Linked DNA regions of Homo sapiens: region 1 is linked to region 2. The links are chromatin loops, found by intact Hi-C in ENCODE. Cell type or tissue: heart right ventricle. All regions are shown on one strand. Links, peaks and the distances in the headings refer to the core of each region. The heading gives the core; the rest is flanking DNA.

The links. A loop is a pair of places that touch in the nucleus more often than their neighbours do. Peaks named below come from ENCODE experiments on the same cell type or tissue, not always from the same donor. Only the 100,000 strongest peaks of a DNase experiment are listed, where the experiment ranks them.
Region 1: a loop joins it to region 2, with 2.7 times the contacts of the local background. A loop is called at or near these places in 18 of 110 quality-filtered maps.

What each region holds. Positions count from the first base shown.
Region 1 is chr21:36,257,183-36,263,913 of GRCh38, reverse strand. It overlaps DOP1B (DOP1 leucine zipper like protein B), which reads right to left. Exons shown (of 37, transcript NM_001320714.2): 24 at 3,182-3,237; 25 at 264-368; 26 at 100-166. It overlaps LOC124905072 (small nucleolar RNA U13), which reads left to right and starts at 5,383; the gene lies at 5,383-5,488. In heart right ventricle, for the core only: CTCF peaks have their summits at 3,020 and 3,232; a DNase peak (open chromatin) is centred at 3,217; H3K4me3 peaks cover 1,136 bases; H3K27ac peaks cover 1,462 bases.
Region 2 is chr21:36,138,071-36,144,801 of GRCh38, reverse strand. The region is part of intron 2 of CBR3 (carbonyl reductase 3); the gene reads right to left. All of the region lies in intron 2 of CBR3-AS1 (CBR3 antisense RNA 1), which reads left to right. Among named protein-coding and RNA genes, the nearest start is that of CBR3, 6.4 kb to the right of the region's middle. In heart right ventricle, for the core only: CTCF peaks have their summits at 2,966 and 3,170 (motif pointing left); a DNase peak (open chromatin) is centred at 3,161.

The DNA of each region.
Region 1 (6,731 bases), core at 763-5,762, 120 kb before region 2:
TGTCCAATGTCTCTTGTCTACCTGCTATCTGATATCCCCCAAAGGAGGACAGCACTGCTGGGGTAATATCATTTGGCTGAACCTCTTTCATATACAAACCTGCAGGTCTTTTTGGTCCTTCTTGTTTTCCAGGTTGGGAGTTCTTGTTACAAAGTCATTCAGCATGCTGTTGGGAGACAATCAGCTTCAGATTAAAAATGCTGCAGAAATAAAATATGTGCCAAGAGAAAATATTACACAATGACAATGTGGTGACATGATACCTGAGAAGCAGAAAATACCCAGGTGGGGCTAGATTCAACTGTACAGACTCTTTCAATACTCCCAACAGTGAAGAAAAGTTCTCTTGCAAGGCTGGTACTGGGAGCCTGTTTTTTTAAAAGATAGGAAAAATACTCAACCACGAACAAGTCAAAATACATTTATTTATAAGCATATTTAAGATCCTGGCAGTTGGAAAGCAAAGGGTAAACAGCATACCTCACTGACCTTTTTCTTTTTAAAAACTTACAATGTACATGAGCTAAACTTTGGTATTCTGGCAAACACTTGGAGTTTGAGAACCTGAAATCCTACTGCTGGCAGGTGAGATACTCCTGGTTTCTTTGTCTCTAAAATAAAAGCCTTAAATTAGATGATCGACCTTGACCTCTCAGGCCTTTTTTTTTTTTTTTTTGGTGAGACGGAGATTTACTTTTGTTGCCCAGGCTGGAGTGCAATGGCGTGATCTCGGCTCACTGCATCCTTCGCCTCCCAGGTTCAAGCGATTCTCCTGCCTCAGCCTCCCGAATAGCTGGGATTACAGGCATGTGCCACCACGCTCGGCTAATTTTGTATTTTTAGTAGCGACGGGGTTTCACCGTGTTGCCCAGGCTGATCTCGAACTCCCGACCTCAGGTGATCCACCCGCCTCGGCCTCCCAAAGTGCTGGGATTACAGGCGTGAGCCACTGCGCCCGGCCTTTCTTCTATTTTATTTTATTTTATTTTATTTATTTATTTATTTATTTTATTATTGTTTTTTAAGATAGAGTCTTGCTCTGTCACCCAGGCTGGAGTGCAGTGGCACGATCTGAGCTCACTGCAACCTCTGCCCCCCGGGTTTAAGCGATTCTCGTTCTTCAGCCTCCCAAGCTGGGAGTATAGGCGCGGGCCAACACACTGGGCTAATTTTTTGTATTTTTAGTAGAGATTAGTAGGGTTTCACCATGTTGGCCAGGCTGGTCTTGAACTCCTGGCCTCAAGTAAATCCACTTGCCTCGGTCACCCAAAGTGCTGGGATTACAAGCGTGAGCCACCGTGCCCGGCTGATCTCTCAGGCCTTTCTAGTGCTAATATTCTGCTTCCCTGAAGTGGCTGGTAACACAGCATCACCTGTCAGAAGGCTGCAAAGCATTAGGTCCCAGGACACTCACCAGGAAACTGGCCTACCCCGCTCTGTAGCTCTCAGGATGAGGATTCTGAGATCACCGCTCCAAAGCGAGGAAGCACAGTCCAGGCAGTGAAAGCTCAGACTACAGTCAGAGTGTCCCAGGTCCAAGTCCTGGTTCTCCAACTTACTACCTATTGTGTGACCTAGGCGGTTTCTCCTCTGCAAAAGGAGGATGACCAAATCTAACCTGCAGCTCCTGGGAAAGCTCAGCTGTCCCTCAGGCCACTACACTCAACATTCGCCAGCAACGCAATATATATTCGCTGTCACAGGAGGGAAGTGACCGGCTCATCTTTAACTCCTGGAGGAAAGAACAACAATGATGCTCACAAGGGAAGTGGTCTGAATTTAACCCCACCCTGGTCATCTACCAGGAGGCCTCAATTTACCGTCCTGCAACTTCAGAATGTGGTGAGTGGGAATAACTATGTAATGTTAACTGTGTGAATCAAGGAGCCTGTGCCTGGTTGTTGGAGTTATTTACAGTGAGACTCCTGATGGCTATGTAGGCATAGTGAGGCTTCCCTGAGAAGTGGTCTATACCCTTCCCACCCCCATTTTTTTTCCTTTTTGAGATAGAGTCTCATTCTGTCCCCCAGCCTGGAGTGCAGTGGTGTGATCTCAGCTCACTGCAACCTCTGCCTCCTGGGTTCAAGTGATTCACCTGCCTCAGCTTCCCGAGTAGCTGGGACTACAGGCATGCTGCCACCAAGCCCTGGCTAATTTTTTGTAGTTTTAGTAGACATAGGGTTTTACCACGTTGGCCAGGCTGGTCTCAAACTCCTGGCCTCAAGTGACTCACCCACTCTAGCCTCCCAAAGTGCTGGGATTACAGGCGTTGAGCCACCGCACCCAGCCACCTCACCCTCATTTTCTGCAACACAGAGCTGCACCTGGGATGCAGCCATTGTAAGATCTGAATGAGGTCCAGTAAAGCTTCTTTTTCATCCATGGGGAAAAACCTGCGGAATCCCCTTTAATGCTCTCTTAGCTGAGACACCTAATACATATATTAACTTAGCAAATCAAAGCAGATACCTCTCCACATAAAACATGGGAAGGCACACTGAGAACGCCACCAGAAACAATCATTTTGCCTTTTTTTTTTTTTTTTTTTTGAGACAGAGCCTTGCTCTGTCACCCAGGCTGGAGAGCAGTGGTGAGGTCTTGGCTCGCTGCAACCTCCGCCTCCTGGGTTCATGCAATTCTCCTGCCTCAGCCTCCCGAGTAGCTGGGATTACAGGCGCACGCCACCATGCCGGACTAATTTTTGTATTTTTAGTAGAGATAGGGTTTCACCATGTTGACTAGGCTGGTCTCAAACTCCTGGCCTCAAGTGATCCGCCTGCCTCCACCTCCCAAAGTGCTGGGATTGCAGGTGTGAGCCACCGCGCCTGGCCCATTTCTCCTTTTTCTAAAAGAGGTCTTTAACACTTCCCTATATGTGGTTTTTTTCTTTTTCTGTATCAATTTAATGCAAATCCAAGCCTTTTAAAGTTTAACAGGCCTCACATAAAGCTTCGCTCATATAAAGTGTTCAAAGTACGCTGCACAGATTTTAAGATGTTAACTCTCTGGAGAAGGAAAAGCATAGATCAATACCTTGGGAAGAAATTATGACAACTTTAAGATATTTTCTGAACAATGGCTCTCTAGTAGTCTAGAAATAAAACCAGATATTTATTATGCATGCTCACTGCAATAGCATCTGTATTTAAGGAAGTTTTTGGAGGACGGGGGACTGTATTACCTTTGGAGAAAAGCATAGCAAAACTGCAACACAGGAATGTCCACTAGGGGCGATTTCTGAAAATGAAAGTAAAACCAATTACTCCGAGTTGGTGGGAAATAAGGCTAAAAGAATTCAGATACAAAATGAAACAGATCTATAGCCTAACAAAGCAAAGGTTTTTGACTAAAGAATCTTTCAGATATAACAACAGACATGATAGTGCCCATCATGTACAATTAAAACAAGTGTGTCCTATGAGTCCCCAAATCATTCACATCCCCTTAGACTTCTACAGTGATCTCCCACCCTGTGCACCTACTTTACATTCCAGGCGTCAACAGGCATTTCGGGAAAATTGGCACTGTAACCGAACTTCCCAAACAGAAAGCTAGGGCCAGTGTTGACTCCAGTGAATGCATATGATTACCAAGAGGCAAGAAAAAATTCTAATTCTTCTTTCTTTCTTTCTTTCTTTCTTTCTTTCCTTCCTTCCTTCCTCCCTCCCTTCCTCCCTTCCCTTCCCCTTCCCTTCCCCCTTCCCTTCCCTTTCCTTTTTCTTTCTTTGCATTCCTTCTTTCCTTTTTTTTTTTTCTTTTTACAAGAGTCTTGCTCTGTTGCCCAGGCTGGAGTACACTGGTGCAATCTCAGCTCACTGCAACCTCCGCTTCCCAGGTTCAAGCGATCCTCGTGCCTCAGCCTCCCAAGTAGAACCACCGCACCCGGCCAAAAAATTCTAGTTCTTAGTTTAGAAGATGACTCCAAGCCCAGCTCAGACAGCTTCCCCAAAAACCCTGTGGCTGGAACTACTTGGAAACAAGTTCTAAAACACATATTTTACCCCCTCCTTGCTTGTAAAAAGCTATTTGCAGCTATTAATTAACTAAACTAACCACAAAATGTAGTTTTGTTATTTGAACCGCCAAAAATCAGTCAGCTAGATAAAATCCGGTTCCTTTATAGCCCAGGAAAGACTAGAAATTGCAGGTATTTGTAGAAATTCAAGTAATGTGAAGGAATACAACCTAAACACACTCGCTCTGGCTGTCATAGCCTCTGCAGAGCTGTCTTCAGGACCTCGAAGAACCCCTTGGTTCTACGGCGACCAAGCCTGCAGCAGCACAGACCGCCCTGTGGAGCACCATTCCCACTCCTAACATTTATGGACAAGAATGAAAGGAGGCCAGGCACGGTGGCTCACACCTATAATCCCGGAAGTTTGGGAAGCCAAGGCGGGTGGATCACTTGAGGTCAGGCATTCAAGACCAGCGTGGCCAACATGGCAAAACCCCATCTCTACTAAAAATACAAAAAAATTAACTGGGCATGGTGGCGCAAGCCTGTAATCCCAGCTACTCAGGAGGCAGAGGCAGGACAATTGCTTGAACCCAGGAGGCAGAGGTTGCAGTGAACCAAGATCACGCCACTGCACTCTAGGCTAGGCAACAGAGCGAGACTCCATCTCAAAAAAAAAGAAAAAAAAAAAAAAGCCCGGGCGCAGTGGCTCACGCCTGTAATCCCAGCACTTTGGGAAGCCGAGGCGGGTGGATCACGTGGTCAGGAGATCGAGACCATCCTAGCTAACACGGTGAAACCCTGTCTCTACTAAAAATACAAAAAATTAGCCGGGCGTGGTGGCGGGCGACTGTAGTCCCAGCTACTAGGGAGGCTGAGGCAGGAGAATGGCATGAACCTGGGAGGTGGAGCTTGCAGTGAGCCGAGATTGCGCCAGCCTGGGCGACAGAGCAAGACTTCGTCTCAAAAAAAAAAAAAAAAAAAAACAGTGAAAGGCAACAGGATGACCATACGTTCTTGGAAGATTGGGAGACCTGGGCCAGATCCCCAAGAAATACTGTGGAAGTCATCCGGGTCCTTTTACATTCGAAGCCTTAAGCACTGACTGAGCTCGCTCCATAACCTGGCCTCGCAGTGCTGTTATTTTTTAGGATGGCTTCTCTTCTCTTCTCTCTTCTTTGCCAACCTAGAATATAGGAGGACTGAGGGCAGGAATTGCTTTTTCCACTATTTAGCCTCCACGACACCACTCAGTGCACATAGAGCATTGTCGATTAACACTGGAACGAAGGAAGAGACCAGGAGCTGGAGGATAACTGACTGGGTGACGCCCAACGGCCAGGCCCTCGGGGCCTGGACATTTCTATAGGGGGCTGCCCCGTGTCATATGTGAGGCTGAAAAAAATGGCTGAAAAAAAAGTCTTCCGATTCATCTGCAGTTCATTAGTGTGATGATTGGGTGTTCACGCACATGCGTGATATGTGCCACCCTCAAACTTTGTTACAATGGTCGGCACATTGTCTGATGTGAAAAAAAAAAAAAGTCTTTCTTTTGTTTTCAGACAGGGTCTTGCTCTGTACTGGAGTGCAGTGGCGTGATCTTGACTCAATGCAGCTTCAACTTCCCTGGCTCAAGTGATTCTCCCACCTCAGCCTCCCAAGTAGCTGAGGCTACAGGTGCATACCATGCCTGGCTAATTTTTTTTTTCTTTTTAGAGTCAAGGTTTTACTTTGTTGCCCAGGCTGGTCTTAAACTTCTGGGCTCAAGCAATCCCCCTGCTTCGGCTTCCCAAAGTGCTGGGATTACAGGAGTGAGCCACCCTTTAACACTCTAAAATCATAATATCTATCTACCTACCTACATCTATCTATCTATCTACCTACATCTACCTACCTACCTACATCTATCTACCTACCTACATCTAACTACATCTATCTCTCTACCTATCTACCTACCTACCTACATCTACCTACCTACCTACATCTACCTACCTACCTACATCTACCTACATCTATCTCCCTATCTACCTACGTACCTACATCTATCTACCTACCTACATCTACCTACCTACCTAACTACATCTACCTACATCTATCTCTCTACCTACCTACCTATCTACATCTACCTACCTACCTACATCTATCTACATACCTACCCTACATCTACCTACCTACCTACCTACATCTCTCTACCTACCTACCTACATCTACCTACCTACCTACATCTATCTACCTACCTACCTACCTACATCCATCTCTCTACCTACCTACCTACATCTACCTACCTACCTACATCTATCTATTTACCTAACTACTTCTATCTATCTATCTATCTATCTATCTATCTATCTATCTATCTATCATCTATCTACGTATCAACCTATGTTTTTACGTGTTTGTCTGCAGTTCTTGGTTCATAACTCCTGCCCTCCTTTGACCTGCCCCAAGGCAGGACTCTAATCTGACTACGGTTCATAAGACCCTCATTCTGGAGAGGGTCCTGTCCCACACCCTGGAGGAAGCAGTGCTGTGCAGACAGGCCAAGAAGAATCTGAACAGGCAGGCCCTGCTAGGTTTCCCCAGTCACTGTATTAAGTATTAGATCACACTCTTTTTGTCCAATCACACTTCGACACGGTTGTCCATGCTTTAGTCATACCCATCCAATGAAGTTTCCATAAAAGGCCCAAGAGGACTGGGTTTGGTGAGCTTCCAGAGAGCAGAGCACATGAAGGTTCTGTGCCCACGGAGGGCACAGGAGCTCTGCACCTCTTCC
Region 2 (6,731 bases), core at 732-5,731:
TTGTGAGACAGAGTCTTGTTTTGTTGCCTAGGCTGCAGTGCAGTGGCACAATCTCGGCTCACTGCAACCTCCGCCTCCCAGGATCAAGTGATTCTACTGCTTCAGCCTCCCAAAGTGCTGGAATTACAGGCGTGAGCCACTACACCTGGCCTAAAATTTTTTTATTTTGTTTTGTGAGACAGAGTCTTGTTTTGTTGCCTAGGCTGCAGTGCAGTGGCACAATCTCGGCTCACTGCAACCTCCGCCTCCCAGGATCAAGTGATTCTACTGCTTCAGCCTCCCAAAGTGCTGGAATTACAGGCGTGAGCCACTACACCCGGCCTAAAAATTTTTTATTTTGTTTTGTGAGACAGTCTTGTTTTGTTGCCTAGGCTGCAGTGCAGTGGCACAATCTCGGCTCACTGCAACCTCCGCCTCCCAGGATCAAGTGATTCTACTGCTTCAGCCTCCCAAGTAGCTGGGATGAAGGTGTGTGCCACCATGCCCAGCTAATTTTTGTATTTTTTTAGTAGAGATGAGGTTTCACCATGTTGGCCATACTGGGCTTGAACTCCTGACCTCAAGAGATCCGCCCGCTTTGGCCTCCCAAAGTGCTAGGATTACAGGTGTGAGCCACCGTGTGCCCAGCCCGCTGGCAGTTTTATAAAACTGCTCCTCCCCAGCATACACACTCCAAGTACTTATAAACCTGCTTTCTGAGGGACAGTGCTCTCACCCTAAGGACTAAAGCTCTCAATTTCCTAGGCACACCCAATGTCCTAGGACAGTGGGCAGCCACCCCAATTCCTTAGTGCCACAACCAGCAGTAAGGAATCCCTGGGGATGACTCTGTCTGTCCTTCATTATGGACACTTCACGTGTGGAATGGGCTGTTTTTCCATCCTGGTTTTTATCTCATCACTTTTTTTTTTTTTTTTTTTTTGAGACAGAATCTCACTCTGCCAGCCAAGCTGGAGTGCAGTGGCATGATCTCGGCTCACTGTAGCCTCCACTTCCCAGACTCAAGTGATCCTCCTGTCTCAGCCCCACAAATAACTGGGCCCACAGGCACACACCACTGCACTCAAATAATTTTTGTATTTTTCGTAGAAACGGGGTTTCTCCATGTTGGCCGGGCTGGTCGCAAACTCCTGAGCTCAGGAGATCTGCCTGCCTTGGCCTCCCAAAGTGCTAGGATTATAGGCGTGAGCCACTGCATCCGGCCTGATTTCATTACTTTTTAGTCCCTATTTGATAATATTAATATTCATTAAATTATGAATTAATATTCATGTTGATCATGATTCACAGCTACTAAAGAGACAATTGTGCCCATAGAAACAAATATGTAGGCCAAAAATTTTACAATTTGAAGTACTGGTGGAAATCCAAAAACCAGTAAATGTGTTAATTTACACATTTCATCAGCATCAAACCCCACTAATTTTAGTGAGTTCTTTTATTATGTATTATTCTGAATGCATATTCTCTGTGTCCAATAGGGTCTTTTTTTTTTTCTTTGAGATGAGTCTTGCTCTGTTGTCCAGGCTGGAGTGCAGTGGCGCGATCTCAGCTCACTGCAACCTCTATCTCGGGTTTAAGTGATTCTCCTGCCTCAGCCTCCCAAGTAGCTGGGATTACAGGTGTGCGCCACCATGCCCAGCTAATTTTTGTATTTTTAGGAGAGATGGGGTTTCACCATGTTGGCCAGGCTGGTCTCAAACTCCTGACCTCAGGTGCTCTGCCTTCCTCGGCCTCCCAAAGTGCTGGGGTTGCACGCATGAGCCACCGCACCTGGCCGGATCTGTAGATTTTATTTCATTTTCTGAATGGCATTCCCCACAAGTTCCCATTGCAAGGGAGCTGCACATTCTTGTGGACCCCAATCCCACAAGAGATACCCTCACTCTGTCCTTGGAAACTAGCACCTCACTCATCCCCCCAGGTACCTAGTACTATTCAGTATTTCTTTCCTTCCTTCTCTCTCTCACTTTCAAAGATGAAGTGTATGTATGTATTTCTTTCCTGTTACAGAGAAGTTACAAGAATAGTTCGATAAATACCCTATGCCCATCACCTAAGTTCACTAATTGTTAACATTTTGCTGTGTTTGCTTTTTCCCTCTCTGTCCCTTTTTCTCTCCAAGTTGCTGATATCATAAACCTTCATCTTAAACACTTTAGTATTATATATGGTAGCAAGGGCATTCCCCTACATTACTACAGTTATGACCACATGCCAGGCATTTATCATTATACAACACTATTATCTAAAATACAGCCCATATTCAAATGTGTCCAAATTGTCCCAGTAATGTTCTTTTACAGTTTTTGTTTGCTTTAATCCAGGGTCCAAAGTAGGATCATGGATTGCGTTTTTTTTTTTTTTTTTGAGATGGAGTCTCGCTCTGTCACCTAGGCTGGAGTGCAGTGGCGTGATCTCGGCTCACTGCAAGCTCCACCTCCCGGGTTCATGCCATTCTCCTGCCTCAGTCTCCCAAGTAGCTGGGACTACAGGCGCCTGCCACCATGCCTGGCTAATTTCTTGTATTTTTAGTAGAGACGGGGTTTCACCGTGTTAGCGAGGATAGTCTCAATCTCCTGACCTCATGATCCGCCCGCCTTGGTCTCCCAAAGTGCTGGGATTACAGGCGTGAGTCACCGCACCTGGCCCATGGATTGCATTTAATTGTCACATCTCTTTCATATATTTTAATGTAAGGTAGTTGGCAATGACTTTTTTGAAGACTGTAGACCATTATTTTGTAGTATTTCTCTCAAAGTGAATTGGTCTGTTCTCATGAGGAGAGTCACATCAATATTTTGGCCAGGAATACTACATCAGTGATGTTGTGTTCTTCATTGCTTTCTAAACAGCTTTGTTCTCAGAAACTTGGCGGCTACAAGGAATTAAATGTGAATGGGAAAGGAAGAAAGAAAAACACAGATCATAGAAGCTGTGCCTTCGAGGAAATAAATCCTCTTAAGGGGAGGAGGTGTCCTCTTTGATCTGAGGGCACACCTCTGGGAGAGAGGCCAGAGGCTGACAGTCAGCCTCGTCAGCCAGATGCGTCATCAGCCCTGGGAAGGGCTGCACCCACACCACCCTCCACTGAGGTCCAGGTGGCCCCACCGGTCCCGAAACACCTGCTGCCTTACTCTAGAAAGAGTAGGCAAGTTGCGCCCTCTAGTGGCTTAGTAGTTGCTTGTCCTATTGACTCAGAACCTTGAACAAATAAGCAAGTCAAATACAGATAGATGGTCCCTGCCCTCTGATGGTTCCACTTAGGACTTACTGACTTCACTGATGGATGAGGAAGCGATATGCATTCTGCAGAATCTGTACTTGGAGGCCCCATACAACCATTCTGCATTTCACTTTCAGTACAGATTCAATAAATTACATAAGATACTCAACATTTTATGATAAAATAGGCTTTGTGTTAGATGACTTTGCCAGACTATAGGCTAATGTAAGCGTTCAAAGCACCTTGAAGCTAGACGAGGCTGACCTATGGTGTTTGGTAGGTCAGATGCGTTAAATGCATTTTTTTTTTTTTTTGAGACAAGGACTTGCTCTGTCGCCCAGGCTAGAGTACAGTGGCACAATCATAGCTCACTGCAGCCTCAACCTCCTGGGCCCAAGCGATCCTCCCACCTCAGTCTCTCGAGAAGCTGGAACATGCCACTATGCCCAGCTAATTTTTAATTTTCATTTTTTGTGTAGAGCTGGGGTCTCCATATGTTGCTCAGGATTAAGTCCATTCTTATGATATTTTCTTTTCTTTCTTTCTTTCTTTTTTTTTTTTTTTTTTTGAGATGGAGTGTGGCTCTGTCGCCCAGGCTGGAGTGCAGTGGCGCGATCTGGGCTCACTGCAAGTTCCGCCTCCCGGGTTCATGCCATTCTCCTGCCTCAGCCTCCCGACTAGCTGGGACTACAGGTGCCCACCACCATGCCTGGCTAATTTTTTTGTATTTTTAGTAGAGATGGGGTTTCACCGTGTTAGCCAGGATGGTCTCGATCTCCTGACCTCGTGGTCTGCCTGCCTTGGCCTCCCAAAGTGCTAGGATTACAGGTGTGAGCCACTGTGCCCGGCCACAAAAACTTCTTAACCTAAAAAGGTGAATGGTGAGAATTGCACTTGTACTCTTGTACTTGCTCAGTTTTTTAGTGGGATGGGATCAGAGAAAGCCTGCAGGGAGAACTGCAGGTGCTCTGGAAGGGGATGGAGTTTTAAAGGTGTCTTAATACCTTGCAGCTCTCAAGTTCCCATTCAAAAATTTATCGGGAGAAAACTTCCCAACACTGGGTAAAAGACATCCCTATAATGGCTGCGTCCCTATATAGCCACAAAAAAGATAAAAGCTTTCTGACCAAACCTGGAGAGAGCCCCAGACATAAGGAGTAAAAAAAGCAAAGTGGCAAACATTGTATGAAATGTTACCTTCTGTGTAAAAAGGAGAGTTTTTAAAATGTGCGTTTATATTGGCTCAGATTTGCATTTAGAAACTCCATCCCCTTCAAAGCACCTGCAGTTCTCCCTGCAGGCTTTCTATGATCTCATCCCACTCAGAAACTGACAGAGTACAAGTGCAACTCTCACCATTCACCTTCTTAGGTTAAGAACTTTTTGCGTCTGAGTGCGGTGGCTCAAGCCTGTAATCCTAGCATTTTGGGAGGCCAAGGCGGGTGGATCACCTGAGGTCAGGAATTCGAGATCAAGCTGGCCAACATGGTGAAACCCTGTCTCTACTAGAAATACAAAAAAATTAGCTGGGCGTGGTGGTGCTCGCCTGTAAACCCAGCTACTTGAGAGGCTGGGGCGGAGAATCTCTCGTACCTGAGAGGCGGAGGTTGCAGCGAGCTGAGCTCATGCCACTGCACTCCAGTCTGGGCGACGGAGGGAGACTCTGTCTCAGAAAAAAAAAAAAAAAAAAAAAAGGTTTTGCATCCAGAGATAATTTTGTTTGTTTGTTTAAAGTGATGAGGGTCTTGCCATATTTTTCAGCCTGGTCTTAAACTCGTGGGCTCAAGTGATCCTCCTGCCTCAACCTCCCAAAGTGCTGAGATTACAGGCATGAGCCACCACACCCGGCCAATAATCCATATTCGAAATGTTAAATTAAGAAAAGCACACTTCTGGCCAGGTGCAGTAGCTCACACCTGTAATCCCAGCACTTTGGGAGGCTGAGGCAGATGAATCACTTGAGGTCAGGAGTTCGAGACCAGCCTGGCCAACATGGCAAAGCCCTGTCTCTACTAAAAATATAAAAATTAGCCGGGCGTAGCGGCACACGCCTGTAGTCCCAGCTACTCAGGAGGCTAAGGCAGGAGAATCCCTTGAACCCAGAAGGTGGAGGTTGCAGTGAGCTGAGATCCTGTCACTGCACTCCAGCCTGGGCAACAGAGCGAAACTCTGTCAAAAAAAAAAAAAAAAAAAGAAAAAGCAAGCACATTTTTAATAAAAACCACAGTTCTAAGAATCCACAGTTAACTTCTTGGGGAATAAAATCCTCAAGGAAGCAAGCTTCCCTGTACCCCAGCACAGCTGTCATTTCACACTTCAGATTCTTTGCTAATGGATATCTCCCCCACTAGAGTTTCAGCTCCACCAATGAGATGGTCCCTGTCTATAATGCTCACCATTGCACACCCAGATCCCAGCATAATGCCTGGAATATGGCAGGCACTCCAATGTTTGTAGGAAAAGTATAATAGTAACATTTATTGAATACCTGCAGGTATAGGCAAGACATTTCCTAATAAAGAAAATTTCTCGTTCGGGCATGGTGGCTCACACCTGTAATCCCAGCATTTTGGGAGGCAGAGGTGGGTGGATCACTTGAGGTCAGGAGTTTGAGACCAGCCTGGCCAACATAGTGAAATCCCATCTGTACTAAAAATACAAAATGAGCTGGGCGTGGTGGTGCACACCTGTAATCCCAGCTACTCCAGAGGCTGAGACAGGAGAATCGCTTGAACCTGGGAGGCGGAGACTACAGTGAGCCGAAATTGTGCCACTGTACTCTAGCCTGGATGACAGAGCGAGACTCTGTCTCAAAAAAAAAAAAAAAAAAAGAAAAGAAAAAAAAAGAAAAGAAAATTTCTTTTGGGTTTTCTGAATCAACTTGAGAAAGTATGGTATAAGAAGAAAGGAATATAGGAAAAGTTGTAATGCTAAAACAGATACCAAGGTCCAGAGATGAGCTAGATGTGGGCCCATCACCTTGGAGGGCTGGAGGACTCATGAGATTGACCAGAGGCAAGCGGCCTTTGGGGACTCACAGCATTCTATCATTCTAGGATTGAGTTCATGACATGGATCCCAAAAGCATTGTGATATGTCACACTTATCTTTGGAACTTAAAGCTAAGGCTGGGCATAGTGGCTCACGCCTGTAATTCTAACACTTTGGGAGGCCAAGGTGGGTGGATCACCTGAAGGTCAGGAGTTCAGGACTAGCCTGGCCAACATGGTGAAACCACGTCTCTACTAAAAATATAAAAAATTAGCCGGGTGTGGTAGTGGGTGCCTGTAATCTCAGCTACTCGGGAGGCTGAGGCAGGAGAATTGCTTGACCCCGGGAGGTGGAGGTTGCAGTGAGCCAAGATCACACCATTGCACTACAGCCTGCACAACAAGAGCAAAATTTCTTCCCACCACCCACCCCACTGCCAAACAAAACAAAACTAAACTAAACTAAACTAAACTAAACTAAAATGTTGGAGTGAGAAGCCAAACACTGTGGGAAA